2 separate regions of the Homo sapiens genome follow, and region 2 is linked to region 1. A link is an interaction called in ENCODE POLR2A ChIA-PET data of the cell type or tissue named here. Cell type or tissue: OCI-LY7. All regions are shown on one strand. Links, peaks and the distances in the headings refer to the core of each region. The heading gives the core; the rest is flanking DNA.

The links. Peaks named below come from ENCODE experiments on the same cell type or tissue, not always from the same donor. Only the 100,000 strongest peaks of a DNase experiment are listed, where the experiment ranks them.
Region 2: POLR2A ChIA-PET joins it to region 1 with 5 read pairs; 2 of 35 experiments call an interaction of 5 or more read pairs at or near these places.

Annotation. Positions count from the first base shown.
Region 1 is chr3:195,474,766-195,480,152 of GRCh38, reverse strand. No RefSeq gene overlaps it. Among named protein-coding and RNA genes, the nearest start is that of ACAP2, 34 kb to the right of the region's middle. In OCI-LY7, for the core only: no CTCF peak of the experiment used is centred there; no DNase peak of the experiment used is centred there.
Region 2 is chr3:195,391,889-195,397,275 of GRCh38, reverse strand. ACAP2 (ArfGAP with coiled-coil, ankyrin repeat and PH domains 2) reads left to right here. Exons shown (of 23, transcript NM_012287.6): 2 at 5,129-5,186. Among named protein-coding and RNA genes, the nearest start is that of ACAP2, 48 kb to the left of the region's middle. RefSeq lists an enhancer at 2,433-2,522. In OCI-LY7, for the core only: no CTCF peak of the experiment used is centred there; a DNase peak (open chromatin) is centred at 3,035.

The DNA of each region.
Region 1 (5,387 bases), core at 105-5,104:
CCACTGTGATATCATACAGAGCAGTTTCAGTGTATCTACCACTGTGATATCGCACAGAGCAGCTTCCCTGTATCTACCGCTGTGATATCATACAGAGGAGCTTCACTGTATCTACCACTGTGATATCGCACAGAGGAGCTTCACTGTATCTACCACTGTGATATCATACAGAGGAGCTTCACTGTATCTGCCGCTGTGATATCGCACAGAGGAGCTTCACTATATCTACCACTGTGGTATCATATATAGGAGCTTCACTATATCTACCACTGTGATATCATACAGAGGAGCTTCACTATATCTACCACTGTGATATCACACAGAGGATCTTCACTATATCTACCACTGTGATATCACACAGAGGAGCTTCACTATATCTACCACTGTGATATCACACAGAGGAGCTTCACTGTATCTATCACTGTGATATCATACAGAGCAGCTTCACTATATCTACCACTGTGATATCATACAGGGGAGCTTCTCTATAACTACCACTGTGATATCATACAGAGCAGCTGCACTGTTGATATCATACAGAGCAGCTTCACTGTATCTCCCACTGTTATATCATACCGAGCAGCTTCACTCTATCTACCACTGTGATATCACACAGAGCAGCTTCACTATATCTACCAGTGTGATATCATACAGAGGAGCTTCACTGTATCTACCCCTGTGATATCGCACAGAGGAGCTGCACTATATCGACCACTGTGATATCATACAGAGCAGTTTCAGTGTATCTACCACTGTGATATCGCACAGAGCAGCTTCCCTGTATCTACCGCTGTGATATCATACAGAGGAGCTTCACTGTATCTACCACTGTGATATCGCACAGAGGAGCTTCACTGTATCTGCCACTGTGATATCGCATAGAGGAGCTTCACTGTATCTACCACTGTGATATCGCACAGAGGAGCTTCACTGTATCTGCCACTGTGATATCACACAGAGGAGCTTCCCTGTATCTTCCCCTGTGATATCGCACAGAGGAGCTTCACTGTATCTGCCACTGTGATATCATACAGAGGAGCTTCACTGTATCTACCACTGTGATATCACACAGAGCTGCTTCACTGTATCTACCACTGTGATATCACACAGAGGAGCTTCACTGTATCTGCCACTGTGATATCGCACAGAGGAGCTTCACTGTATCTACCACTGTGATATCATACAGAGGAGCTTCACTGTATCTACCACTGTGATATCATACAGAGCTGCTTCACTGTATCTACCACTGTGATATCACACAGAGGAGCTTCACTGTATCTGCCACTGTGATATCGCACAGAGGAGCTTCACTGTATCTGCCACTGTGATATCACACAGAGGAGCTTCCCTGTATCTACCCCTGTGATATCGCATAGAGGAGCTTCACTGTATCTACCACTGTGATATCATACAGAGGAGCTTCACTGTATCTACCACTGTGATATCATACAGAGCTGCTTCACTGTATCTACCAGTGTGATATCACACAGAGGAGCTTCACTGTATCTGCCACTGTGATATCGCACAGAGGAGCTTCACTGTATCTACCACTGTGATATCATACAGAGGAGCTTCACTGTATCTACCACTGTGATATCATACAGAGCTGCTTCACTGTATCTACCACTGTGATATCATACAGAGGAGCTTCACTGTATCTGCCACTGTGATATCGCACAGAGGAGCTTCACTGTATCTGCCGCTGTGATATCACACAGAGGAGCTTCACTATATCTGCCGCTGTGATATCACACAGAGGAGCTTCCCTGTATCTACCGCTGTGATATCACACAGAGGAGCTTCACTATATCTACCACTGTGATATCATACAGAGGAGCTTCGCTGCCCTAAAAATCCTCTCCACTGATTCATTCCTTCCTCCTCCCAACCCCTGGCAACCACTGGGCTTTTTGTTAGTTCCATAATTTTGCCTTTTCCAGAATGTCCTCTAGTTGGAATCATACAGTATATAGCCTTTTCAGATTGACTTCTTTCACATAGTAATATGCGTTTCAGCTTCCTCCGTATCTTTTCATGGCTGGATAGCTCATTTCTTTTTAACACTGAGTGTTATTCCGTTTTCGGTATATACCATAGTTTATCCATTAATCCACCGGAGGACATCTTGGTTGCTTATAAGTTTTGGAGATTATGAATAAAGCTGCTGCAAACATCTGTGTACAGGTTTTAACGTGTACAGGTCCTTTGGGTAAATACAAAGGAGTGCAGTTGCTGGATCATACAGTCAGAGTTTTATTTAGTTTTGTAAGAATCTGCCAAGCTATCTTCCAATGCACCTGAACCATTTTCCCACCAGCAATAAATGAGAGTTCCTATTGCTCCACATCCTTGTCAGCATTTAGTGTTGTAAGTGTTCTGGTTTTTAGCCACACTAATGATTTGCATTTCCCAGATGATATGTGATGTGGAGCTTTTTTTTTTTTTTTTAAGAAACAAGGTCTTGCTGTCGTCCAGACTGGAGTACAGTGGCACAATCACGGCTCACTGCACACCCACAACCTCCAGACTCAAGCAATCCTCCCACCTCAGCCTCCCAAGTAGCTGGAACTACAGGCATGCGCCACTGTGCTTGGCTAATTTTTGTTTTTCTTGTAGAGATGGGGTTTCACCATGTTGTCCAGGCTGGTCTCAAACTCCTGAGCTCAAGCAATCCTCCCACCTCAGCCTCCCAAACTATTGGGATTACAAATGTGAGCCACCACACCCAGCCAATTTTTAGATTTTTTTGTAGAGCCAAGGTCTCACTATGTTACCCAGGCTGGTCTCCAACTCCTGGGCTGAAGCAATCTTCACACTTCCCACAGTGCTGGGATCACAAGCGTGAGCCACCATGCCCAGCTGGTTGTTTTATTATTGTTGAGCTTTAAGAGTTCTTTGTATATGTTGAATAACAGTCCTTTATCATATAAATCTTTTGCAAATATATTCTCCCAGTATGTGGCTTGTTTTCTTTCTCTTGAATGAATTTTGAGAACTATACTTTGAACACTTAGCTTTCTTTTTTGCCCAGATTCTGGAAAAATAGTATTACATATGTTGATGAGAATTCTCTGAAGAATTAAAAATAAGAGATAAATGTTGATGAGGATGTGGAGAAAAGAGAACCCTTGTAAACTGTTTGGGGAATATAAATTGGTACAACCATTATGGGAAACCATATGAAGCTTCCTCAAATAATTAAAAATAGAACTACTGTATGATCCAGCAATTCCATTTCTGGGTATATATCCAAAGCAAATGAAACTGGTATGTTGAAGAGATGTAAGTGTCCACCAACAGTTGAATGTATAAAGAAAATGTGGTGTATATACACAGTGGAATATTATTCAGCCTTAAAAAAGAAATGCTGTCATTTGCAAGGACATGGATGAACGTGGAGGACATATGTTAAGTGAAATAAGCCAGGCACAGAAATGCAAATACTGCATGACCCCACTTACGTGTGGAATCTAAAAAAGTCAAACTCAGAAGTAAAGAGTAGAATGGGCCAGACGTGGTGGCTCACACCTGTAATCCCAGCACTTTGGGAGGCCAAGTCGGGAGGATCATGAGATCAGGAGATCAAGACCATCCTGGCTAACATGGTGAAACCCTGTCTCTACTAAAAATGCAAAAAAAAAATTAGCCGGGCATGGTGATGGGCACCTGTAGTCCCAGCTACTCTGGAGGCTGAGGCAGGAGAATGGTGTGAACCCGGGAGGCAGAGCTTGCAGTGAGCTGAGATCGTGCCACTGCACTCCAGCCTGGGTGACAGAGTGAGACTCCGCCTCAAAAAAAAAAAAAAAAAAAAAGAGCTTGGGTGACAGGGTAATACTCTGTCTGGAAAAAAAAAAAAAAAGAGTAGAATGATGGTTGCCAGTGGCTGGGGTTTGGGGTTGGAAAGATGTTGGTCAAAGGACATAAAGTTTCAGTTAGATGAAGGAATAACTTGGGGTAATCTGTTGTTAAATATGGTGACTATAGTTAATAACAGTGTTTTGGCTGGGTGCAGTGGTTCACCCCTGTAATCCCAGTACTTTGGAAGGCCGAGGTAGGAGGATCACTTGAGGCCAGGAGTTCAAGACCAGCCTAAGTAACATGGTGAGACGCTGTCTCTAAAACATAAAAAATAAAATGAGCTGGGTGTGGTGGTACATGCCTGTAGTTCCAGCTACCTGGGAGGCTGAAGCGGGAGGGTTGCTTGAGCCTAGGAGGTCAAGGCTGAAGTGAGTTATGATTGTGCCACTGCACTCCAGCCTGGGGGACAGAGTGAGACCCTGTCTCAAAAAAAAAAAAAAAAATTAATAACAGTGTTTTATATACTTGAAAATTGCTGAAAGAGCAGATTTTAAATGTTCTTAGGATGAAAAACTAAGTATATGAGGTGATGGATGTGTTAGTTTGATTTAACTATTCCACGATGTATATACATAAATCAAAAATGTGTGTACATACCATAAATATATAATTTTATTTGTTAATTTAAAAAATTAAAACAGAAGGGTGTATTCTTCTTTTCGAGATCTTCTAGATTTTTTATGTAAATGCAAGTGAGTAAAAATGTGATGACTTTTTGGTTGTTGTTTGTTGGTTTGTTTGAGATGGAGTTTTGCTCTTGTTGCCCAGGCTGGATTGCAATGGCGTGATCTTGGCTCACTACAACCTCTGCCTCCTGGGTTTGAGCTATTCTGCTGCCTTAGCCTCCCAGGTAGCTGGGATTGCAGGTGCCTGCCACCATGCCCGGCTAATTTTTTAATATTTCTAGCAGAAATGGGGTTTCACCATGTTGGCCAGGCTGGTCTTGAACTCCTGTCCTCAAGCGATCCGCCCACCTCGGCCTCCCAAAGTGCTGGGATTACAAGTATGAGCCACCCCGCCAGGCCTCTTTTTTTGAGACAGAGTCTCACTCTGTTGTCCAGCCTGGAGTGCAGTGGTGCAATCTGGGCTCACTGCAACCTGTGCCTCTCGAGTTCAAGTGATTCTCCTGCTTCAGCCTCCTGAGTAGCTGGGATTACAGGCATGCAGCAAGACGCCTGGCTAAATTTTGTATTTTGTATTTTTATTAGAAACGGGGTTTTGCCATATTGGCCAGGCTGGTCTTGAACTCCTGACATTAAGTGATCCACCCACCTCAGCCTCCCAAAGTGCTGGGATTACAAGCTTAAGCACCGCACCCGGTCGACTTTTCCTCTCCTCTCCCCTCCCCTCCCCTCCCCTCCCCTCCTCCCCTCTCCTCTCCTCCCCTCCCCCCCTCTCCTCTCCTCTCCTCTCCTTCCTCTCTCTCTTCCTTCCCTCCTTTCCTCCTCTTTCTTTCTCCTTCCTTCCTTCCTTCCCTCCCTCCCTCCCCCACCTTCTCTTTCTCTCTGTTTCTCTCTTTCTTTCTTTTT
Region 2 (5,387 bases), core at 325-5,324, 83 kb after region 1:
AGGCTGTTGAGCTGAAAGAGGAAGTTGACTTAGGGTGATAGGTACTATGATGGACACATACATATAGGCACCTCTCCTGAGTCTCTAAACGGTTATTCAATTTACATGCAGCTTTTAGAAATACATGTATTATATAAAACAAAAGAATACAACAGTTTCAAAATCTGCACATTTTGAATATTTATTTCTATTTGATGATTTCTTTATTAGGTAGTTATGACTTAGAGCCTGAAATCCACCTTTAATGTTTGAGGATATTTATGTGCCTATTAATGATCTTGAATATCCTGCTATTGGCAATTTAGATTGCATCACCATGTGACCTAATTTTTTTTAAATTATTAATTTCATTTTAAGGCTATTGCCAAGTTGGAATGAAGGGTTTTTTTTTTTTGGTGGTGGTTGTTAGTTTTTAAGGATTTTAAATGGATGGGAAAAATAATTATTTAGCATACTTCTTCTTTTTTTTTTTTTTTTTTTTTCTTTTTTGAGACACAGTCTCACTCTGTCTCCCAGGCTGGAGTGCAGTGATGCAATCTTGGCTCACTGCAACCTCTGCCTCCCGGGTTCAAGCAATTCTCCTGCCTCAGCCTGCCAAGTAGTTGGGATTACAGACATGCGCCACCATGCCTGGCTAATTTTTGTATTTTTAGTAAGACAGGTTTTCACCATGTTGGCCAGGCTGGTATTGAACTCCTGACCTCAAGTGATCTGCCTGTCTCAGCCTCCCAAAGTGCTGGGATTACAGACGTGAGCCACCGTGCCCGGCCCATACTTCTTTTTTCTTTAAAATAATTTTATAAGGAAAATGTAATGCTCATGTTACACATTTAATGTATTTAGTTATTTTAATGTATACTCTTTTTACAAACAGTAGCTTAGAAAGTTTATTGCTACAAGAATATGCAGTTATCTGAGTGGAGAGAGTTCTATTTTTGAGCCTCATTCATTTCATAGCCATGTCTTGGTGGTAAACTTGCTGTTGGATTTTTTTCTCTTCTAGTTTTCTTATTTGTTTTTTTTTGAGATGGAGTTTTGCTCTTGTGTCCCAGGCTGGAGTGCAGTGGCGCGATCTCAGCTCACTGCAATCTCCACCTCCTGGGTTCAAGTGATTCTCCTGCCTCAGCCTCCCTAGTAGCTGGGATTACAGGTGCCTGCCACCACGCCTGGCTAATGTTCATATTTTTATTAGAGAAGGGGTTTCACCATGTTGGCTGGGCTGGTCTTGAACTCCTGACCTTATGTGATCCACCCACTTCAGCCTCCCAAAGTGCTGGGATTACAGGCATGAGCCACCACACCCAGCTTCTCTTCTAGTTTTATGTTTTTAGGTAACTATTTTTCAATTGATAATAAAAAACTATGATGCATGAATAGATAAGAGAATGAAGGTATTGTTATTAAAAATAAAGTATCTGTTTTTCTGAATTCTGGGCTTATTCAGCTTCTTAGAGTACAGACTGCTAGAGCTAAGTCCAAATTTTATTTTCTTTTATGTATTTCATATATGAGAAAAGATTTTCATTCATGTTCTTATATTTGACATTCTTAATGGTCAGTAAACTTTCTGTAAAGGGCCAGATAGTAAATATTTTATGCTTTGTGGGCCATATGGTCTCTCTTGCAGCTACTCAACTACGCCATCATGGCGTGGAAGCTGCCATAGAGACTACGGAAGTGAATTAACTTGTCTCTGCTTCCGTAAAACTTTAGAGGAACAGAAATTTGAGTTTAATATAATTTTCATGCATCACAAAATATTATTTTTTAAAAATATTTTTCAGCCACTTAAAAATGTAAGAACTATTTTTAGCTTATAGACTTTGTAAAAACAGGTTATGGGTCAAACTTGCCTGTTGGGTAATTGTTTGCTGACCTTTGTGACTGTGCTCATTGTCTTCTCTTTTCTTCCCTTTCTCTTAACATCTATCTCCCTTATTACTTATTCTCTGTTTTGCTCATTTTGCTGCTCAGTCATATATTTTATTTCATTATTAATGTGTATATAACTTGATTTTTTTAAATTAAATTTTAAGCTATGGAGGGTAGGGGTCTATAATTTTGGCCTCTTTATTGCCTTGCATTTTTATAAAAGTTATGTGCTTCGTAAAAATTGGGGAGGATTGCAGAGAATTAATATCTATCATTTAATATTTTGAAAGATTGTTGGGTAAATTCTTTTATTTCACTTATTAGTTTTTTAAACATATGTCCCAGAATGGTTCTATCTCAATGAATAGAAGTCATCTATTCATCTGCGAATTGATTTTGTTCTTTGTGTCATGTACTGTGATTGATGATATGAACAGTCCTCATTTAGTCTTTACCACCCCCTACTTTAAAAAAAAAAAAAAAAAAGAGATGGAGTCTTGCCCTGTGGCCCAGGCAGGAGCGCAGTGGTGCAGTCATAGCTCACTGTAACTTGAAACTCCTGGGTTAAATAAAGCAATCCTCCGGGCTCAAGCAGTCCTCCTGCCTCAGAATCCACAGTAGCTGGGATTACAGCCACACACTATGTGCCTAGCTAACATTTTTTATTTGGAATTTTTTGAGAGACTGAGTCTTGCTTTGTTGTCCAAGCTGGTCTCAAACTCCTGGCCTGACGCTACTTTTTGTATTTTTAGTAGAGACTGGCTTTTGCTCTGTTGGCCAGGCTGGTCTAGAACTCCTGGCCTCAAGTGATCTGCCCAGCTCGGCTTCCCGAAGTGCTGGGATTACAGGCGTGAGCCACTGTGCCTTGCTGCTTACCTTTCTTTAAACATGTTGTTTTACAAAAGTGAATTAGTAGAATTGCACAGTGAAATAAGATTGGAGAAGTTACAAAAAGTTTATCCCAACCCATTTGTTTAGTAGAAACCAACGATTAAATCTCAAACTGGTCATTTCAACTAATTTGCTTGAAAGAAATGGAAGACTGAGTAAAGATAAATAAAGGTTAAAATGTAAATGAAGAGGGTATCTGACAATTAGCGTACTTAGTGAGTTTCTCCCTTGGCTCAACAAACATTTTGTTTGCGTGTCTGTACTGCTATGGGGAACTGAGACTAGTGAGCGAGGTGCACAGTGATAGAATGTGTGTGAGGTGCTGGAGGGGCACGGGAGGGTACGCCATTCAGCTTGAGTGGTTGAGGGGTTCCAGGAGGACCATGTCTTGGGGAGATGGTGTTTGGACTTCTTTTTCCCCTTTATTAGCTTTAAACGTTGCTTAGAAATGCATAGTTGCTGAAAATAGTTAAACAATCTAGAATTTAGTAAAAAGCGCAAATCCTTATTTATACTTTCTGCTATCAAATCCCCATTCTTCAGAGTTGTAGTTCGTAGACTGATAAATATGCTCCCAAATTGAGCTCATGCTATGCATATAATTTTGTAGCTTGCTTCCCCCCCCCCCAATATAATACTCTATCCTGTGCAGATTTCCATATCAGTAGATACAGATCAACCTCATTTAAAATCTTCTGCCTCACATAATGGTATGGATATATGGTAATTTATTTACATTATTTCCTATTGCTGCACATCTAGGTTTCTAACGCGTTACACTGAATATCCTCATACACATACATTTGTTCTCGTGTGTAAATTAAGTTTAAATGATGAGTAGGTGAAGGGACTGAGGACTGATGTGAATGAAAAATGTTTTCTAGGTTAAGGGGACAATGCATAGTTTGAAAAACGTTGCTGAAGCAAATGAGAAACTTTTAGTCAGGAAGAAGTATTTCTGTTTCTGTGCTACAGAGTGCAGCACCTTCCATTTTCTCCAGTCATATGCTAGAGCATCTCATTTTATCATAGGCATTTCTTTACTGAATAATTCAAAGTTATTTTCTTATTTTAGAGATTTAAACACTTCTTAAAAATAAATGTTACCCAGTGGAGAAGCAGAATCACAAGTCAATAAGATGATTATTCAGAGGTCACACAGAGGTGAAGTGGGAGTTCTGGAAATAGAGTTTTTTGTTTTATTTTGAGACAGTGGCACCTAGGCTGGAGTGCACTGAAGCGTCAACCTCCTAGGCCCAAGTGATCCTTCCACCTCAGCCTCCTGAGTAGCTGGGACTACAGGCGTGAGCCACCACGCCTGGCTCATCTTTTTATTTTTTGTAGAGACAGGGTCTTCCTGTGTTTCCTAGGCTGCTCTCGAACTCTTGGGTCCAAGCAGTCCTTCCCCTCAGCCTCCCAAAGTGCTGGGATTACAGGTGTGAGCCACCATGCTTGTTCTGGAAATAGTTTTCATCCTAGCTCTGTCTCCTGAGAATATCTTACTCAGTGTAAATCCCCCATTACTATCCAACTTAAAAATTTAGTTAAATCTTAAAATACCTACTTGAGAATTGCTAGTTTATCAAGTAGATATATGAAAATGGCATAAATGACTTAAAGTAGATGAATTACATTTTGTTATACATACTCTTGAGTGTAAAATGTTTTCATCCCCAAAACTTAGTTGCTGCTATTTTGTTTCAGACAAATTTCCAATTTTGAAATGTTGCCTTGTAGTGTGGTATGAAGTGCTAACTGTTATTATAATTGTATTCTCTTTTGTCAATAAGACAATATTTGGCTTATTTAGTTCTGCATTTTACATAATCTAACCTTTGCTAATTTTTCTGTATTAAAATTATATTGCTAGGAGAAGAAGAGAGATGAAAATTAGTCTTAGGTACTGATTAAAAAATACTTTGGAAACAAAACAAGGGTGGTATTGTTCTGAGCTATTTCTGAAAGTAAAAGCTCTTCTTGGTTGCCAACAACGCCTTGCAGTTTGGTTGCATGTGTTTTGTTATCAAGAAATCCAATTCTTTGTACACCTCAACTTTTAAAATTTCTCACTTATTTAAAAAGTACGTGCTAAATAGCTGTATTTTGTGTTATTAATTGGAATGATACTAATGCTTTGAGTATAAATTAGCGTAATGTGTTCTGTCATTGTCCTAAACAGTAATTGTATTACCTGTTGTATTGCATGATTATGAAGTATTGATACTAAATTCCAAGGTAATTATTACTTCATGTGAAGTGTAATTTTTAAGCATTCATATCTATCTTTTCATTTAGAGTTACTTTTCAAGAGTAAAGTGTACATTTAAACAAACGAAATAACTTATTTTATATTTAATTTTTCTAGGGCAGCTTTGGAAGAAGTAGAAGGTGATGTGGCAGAATTGGAACTAAAACTTGATAAGGTAAATTTTACAAGTTAGCTTTTTGAAACATTGATTCTCGTTTGCTGTAAATAATGATTAGTACCTACAGTAGTAGGTCTCTTTTTTATTTTTTGGAGACAGAGTCTCACTCTGTCGCCCAGGCTGAAGTGCAGTGGCATGATCTCAGCTCACTGCAACCTCCGTCTCCTGGGTTCAAACGATCCTCCTGCCTCAGCCTCC